Regions from separate parts of the Homo sapiens genome. Here region 1 is linked to region 2. The links are chromatin contacts, found by Hi-C in ENCODE. All regions are on one chromosome and are shown on one strand. Each heading gives the region's core, a stretch centred on a gene start or an enhancer-like site at or near the end of the contact. The rest is flanking DNA. Distances are from core to core; before and after follow the strand shown.

Evidence for each region. Hi-C counts contacts between places; a loop is a spot of excess contacts on that map. Pooled maps may share reads with other maps.
Region 1: a loop to region 2 is called in a map of PC-3, with 8 times the contacts of the local background. The contact joins two enhancer-like sites. A Hi-C loop is called at or near these places in 4 of 168 maps with a recorded cell type or tissue (IMR-90, PC-3, PC-9 and 1 more) and 2 of 50 pooled maps.

The regions. Positions count from the first base shown.
Region 1 is chr18:41,074,070-41,076,769 of GRCh38, reverse strand. No RefSeq gene overlaps it. Among named protein-coding and RNA genes, the nearest start is that of KC6, 450 kb to the left of the region's middle. Within about 2 kb of position 1,434, at least 2 of the 41 ENCODE cell types and tissues checked have a DNase peak (open chromatin) inside an H3K27ac peak, as active enhancers do; they include PC-3, where a contact is called at or near this core.
Region 2 is chr18:40,866,862-40,869,561 of GRCh38, reverse strand. No RefSeq gene overlaps it. Among named protein-coding and RNA genes, the nearest start is that of KC6, 650 kb to the left of the region's middle. RefSeq lists a silencer at 1,870-2,070. Within about 2 kb of position 1,286, at least 3 of the 41 ENCODE cell types and tissues checked have a DNase peak (open chromatin) inside an H3K27ac peak, as active enhancers do; they include PC-3, where a contact is called at or near this core.

The DNA.
Region 1 (2,700 bases), core at 185-2,684, 210 kb before region 2:
TGTATGGGAAGGAATAGAACAACATAAAAGAAAATCACATTTTTGCTTTCATTTATTCAACACAGACTTGTGAAATGATTACCATTTGTCCACTGTATACATACTTGGATTAATTTTTATAGGAAAGGTAAGAGAAGTTGATGCTCAGGACTTCATTTCTGAGGACTTTTTGGTTTAACAAAACAGCATATGAACAAGATATCATAGTCAATAAAATACATTTGCTTCCTTGACACAAACTAGTGTGATGACCTTGGGCTAGTTACAGGTTAAATGTGATTGCAAATTGTCTTCCTCTAAATTTCTTCCCATACCTAATTTTGATAATTATGTGCTTTTCTATCCAAATGACAGAGCTTTATGTGCAAAGTCCTGCACTAGTTTCTGGAGCTACAAAGGAGATACTTAAGATGCATTTTATTTAGTTAGGTAGACAGGATGTGTATTTTTCATTGTTTTGTGGTTTTTGGTTTTCAATTCTATTTTTGCTTCTTTTTTTAATGTGAAGAACCTGATATTCCCTGCCTCAGAAAGAGTTGTACAGACTTTGTGCTGTAGGATGAGTTGGCTTCCACTGCTTAAAGATTATAACAGAAAATTGTGTGCCTCCATCAAGGTTATCACTGTCTGAGACACATGGTAAATAGTTCCCTACAAAGTAGGTGAATCATTTTGCCCAGAGCCATTTGCCTAAAGGGCTCCTGAAAGTGAAACACATTGGCTGGGTGTGGTGGCTCACACCTGTAATCCCAGTAATTTGGGGGCCTGAGGCAAGTGGATGACTTGAGGTTAGGAGTCTGAGACCAGCCTGCTCAACTTGGTGAAACCCCGTCTCTACTAAAAATACAAAAAATTAGCTAGGCATGTTGGCTCACACCTGTAATCCCAGTTACTTGGGAGGCTGAGGCAGGAGAATAGCTTGTACCCAGGAGGCAGGAGGTTGAAGTTGAAGTAAGCAGAGATCGCGCCACTGCACTCCAGCCTGGGCGACAGAGTGAGACTCCGTCTCAAAAAAAAAAAAAAAAAAAAAAAAAGGAAGTGAAGCACATTGAGCTCTGATGTCCAAGATTTGAAGTAGAGAGGCCTAGCCAGGAGACAGAGCAGCCTCTCCTAAAACCAAGTAGAAAGAAAAGACAAACTCTCTCTGAATTAAATTGCCCTAAGAAACAGAGGAGATCTTAGATTTAGGCTTAAGACAAACATGTAGGAGGTACTGAGAAGAGAACTGAAAGTTGTCTCTGACTCAGTCCTTTTGGCAAACAAAGCCCTACCGTGTAATTTAGAGTGATCCATTATTGTGTGATCAGCTTGTAACAGAACAGAATATGGATAAACAAAGGCATGAAATATATCAGGAGTTCAAACATAGGATATGGTTTCAGGAACTCATTCCTGCAGGAATGAGGTCATTTTCCCTTAAAGAATCTTGATTGCCTGTGCAGGAATCTGAAACAGCCAGCAAGACATGCTGTAAGCCCCAGCCCTGAAGAGTGACTCCTCAATAGCCACCTCATATGACAGCAAGAAGTCATGTTGGAGGTAATCTCATTAAACTCTTCCTCCCAGCCCCGGGCTTGGGTAATGGGGAGTCAAGGTGGTTAAGTCTTGAAAAGGGAATAAATTCCTTTAGGAACTACTGAAGGGAATAAAATATCAATTAGAAATATTACAGTGCTCTAAGTGTGTTTGTACTCCAAGTTGTAAAACAGGTCACAGCAGTTTTAAAACTAGATAATAAGATAGATTACAATGAAATAAATGGGCTGCATTGGATTATTGTCTAAGAATTAAATGAGAGATATGGATGGTGAGTTCTGAATCTGTCAGGGGAAAGATCAGCTTTGTGGGGGCAGAAGGAAGAAGTCACCCCAATGAGGTTAGAGTTGGAAAATGAGACAGTCTTTGAAAGCATGGAAGGATTCAGAATAAAAGAATAATATGAAAGCAATGTCATAAAGAGAGATATGGTGAAAAAAATATACAATATATGATGAGGGATAATGAGAAGACAGTAAAATATAAACCACATATAAATTGCTTATGCATAATTGCTAAAGAGATAGAACCTGAAGGAATTTTTGATAAAAATTGACTCCTATCAACATCTTATCAAAATGGATATTTTGTTCTAAAATGCTGTAGTATATAGCACTGATATTACACATTGTGTATGAATTGCCATCAGTAGACCATGTATACATAAAATTTGCTAGATTGACATTTATTTTATTGTACCCAGCCCCAATTTTTTTCATTTAAATAGAATAATGTCCACTGTCGACTTCAATAATTCAGAATCCAACAGACCCTATTCAGGGCTATGGCCATCGACAAGTTCAGAGGACATCGCTCACCTTGTGTTCTATGTGTAGGACACCCCTGGGTTGAGGACTGCACAGTATTTGTGGCAGTAGATACAGACTCTGACTATAGCACCCCTTTTATTATGTATGTCTATTTGCATGAGTAAGTGGAATGTCAAAGAAAGTGTTCTGGAATTTCTTGGGCAAAACATTTTCCTGGGCTGTTTAAAATGTCATTTTATGTAACCTTCCCAAAATCTTTATTGGATAGATATTATAACCCCCATTTAACAGATGAAAAAACTGAAGTTTACATCATTTTTTGTCCAAGTCACAGTTTTGCGCTTGGTGAAACTGAGTTACAGATCTAGATCTATCTTAAGTTTTGATGTATTAG
Region 2 (2,700 bases), core at 37-2,536:
TTATTTTTAATATGTCTTCTGTAGGATCATACAAAAATTCTTTGAGGTGAGGGAAAAAAAATCTTACTAATTTTTATATCCTTCTATGATAGTTAATAAAATTTTTTCAACATACAGTAGTCCTCTCTTATCTGTGAGAAATGCTCCAAGAACCTCAGTGGATGCCTGAAACTGTGCATAGTACCAAACCCTATATGTGTTATGTTTTTTTTCCCATGCAGTCATGTGCAACATAAGGACTTTTCAGTCAATGAAGTACTACATATACCACAGTGGGCCCATAAGATTATAATACCGTATTTTCACTATGGAATAGTATGCAGCTATAAAAAGAAGAATACAATCATGTCCTTTGGGGCAACATGGATGGAGTTAGAGGACATTATCCCTAATAGAATAACTCAGAAACAGGAAATCAAAGGCCACATGTTCTCCTCATAAGTGGGAGCTAAAAGGCCACATGTTCTCCTCATAAGTGGGAGCTAAACAATGGGTACACATGAACATAAAGATGGAAATACTAGGGGACTGGAGACTGTAAAATGGGGGAGGGTAAAAAGGAGATGAGGGTTAAAAAATTACTTACTGGTACCAGGTTGATTATCTGGATAATGGGAAAACTAGAAGTCCAATCCCCAAGAGTACACAATATACTCATGTATCAAACATGCACATTACTCCCTGAATCTAAAATAAAATAAAAATTTTGAAGAAGTTTACAATACTACATTTTTACTGTACTTTATGTATATTTAGATAAATTTATATACACAATTACTTATCATTGTGTTACAGTTTCCTACAGTATTCAGTACAGTAACATTCTGTCCAGATTTGTAGCCTAGAAGCAATAGTATACCAGCCTAGGTGTGTCATAGAGTACACCAGCTAGGTTTCAGTACAATCTATAACGTTCCCACAAGAACAGAATTGCATAATCACATGTTTCTATGAACATATCACCATTGTTAAGCTTCATCATTAAAATTAAGAGTATAATACACACTTTGTAGAATCGTGTAGAGTTTTAGAAACAAGCTATTTTGTTTGTTTGCAATGATAAAATTTAATTTATAAACTGGGCACAGTAAGAGATTATCAACAATGACTAAGAATCTTACAGAGTCATTATAACAATATGCCAGCATCACTATGGTTGCACTTTGGGGCCACTGTTAAGTAAAATAAAGATGACATACATAAGCATTGTGATAGTGTGACAGTCAATCTGATAATGGAGATGACCAGTAAGTGACTCATGGGTAGGGCGTGTGCAGAGCAGAAACACTGGACGATGAGTTCACATCTCAAGCAAGACAGAGCAGGACAGGGTGAGATTTCATCACACTACTTAGAACAACACACAATTTAAAAGTTGTGAATTAATTCTAGAATTTTCCATTTAATATTTTTAGACTGCAATTGGCCATAGGTAACTGACACCACAGAAAGCAGAACCATAGATAAGGAGGGACGACTGTAGTAGCTACTCAACACACGTTTGCTAAATTAATGACCCTATTTGGGGAGAATATTAGGGAGTGTGTTATTTGAAATGAGAGTTAAGAAAAATGAGGCCAAAGCCATAAAGTTTGTAATTAGCCAATTAGCACAAGAAAACTCGTTTTTCTGACTTTTATATCTATGCCAAGACCAGTGAATCAAATTGCTTTCTATTGATATGTAGCACACCTAGTTCCTCAATTCCCAGAGTTTGCTTTTAAAAAGAAACTTATCAGTTTTCTGTTCAGGGAAACCTCAAAAACTCAGGGAAGCTTATCCTCAGGGTATTTTTAAAAGGTAAGGAACCTACAGTGTTAGCCGATGTTTTACACTGCTCAGATATATCCAGTTACAATAGGCTTTATGATGTAACATTAAGTGGAAATTTCAAGATTGCTTCTAGTCCAGGAGGAGCAGATATTTGTGACTCAGGAGTCTTTTAACTTCTGCTGACTTGTACATGCTGCCTCATCTGCCTACATAGCATTTGCCCAGACTTAGGATTGAAACTGAAGACACATCTGGTCTCCTAAGGGATTCAGAATTTGGGCGTTTAGCATTGATATTTTTAGTCCCTAACATACCAATTTTCCCTGTCAGCCAGACTTTTATATGGATACATTCTTAACCCATCTGATATGAACTAGGAAACTAAAATAAAAGCTTCTCATTCAAGAAGCAGACACACCGACAAAGAAGGCTGTCGTGAATGTGCATTTCTTGAAATACTTGCTATAATTCCCTGAAGTCCTATAACCTTCCCTGACATCAGTGAAAATTATTAGTTTTGTTCTTTGCTGTCATGTATCATGGTTACCTCTAATTGAAATGGAGGTGTTCCGAATAGCACAATCAGTTAAGAATCTTGCCAAGTGCCTCATTTGGATAATTTATAGCAGGATTCAAAGCTGATGAGTTTAGAGCCCATGAGTCCCTGGAGTCCTTAATCTTTGATCATATTTTGTGGTGGGACAATGCTTGATGAGACTGGAGTTTGAAGATAACTGCTTCCTGTAAATGTATTTATCAAATATCAATGTTCCCAGCAAAGTGATTTGATATGGGGATTACCGATCACTGGAAATGAACCACAAGGAGTATCTTAATTTGAAGTAAGTACAGGCTTGATACTTTTTAATAAATTCCTGATGTTGAATAAAACGTACTACAGCTCTCAAGTTTAAATGACTTTTTTCA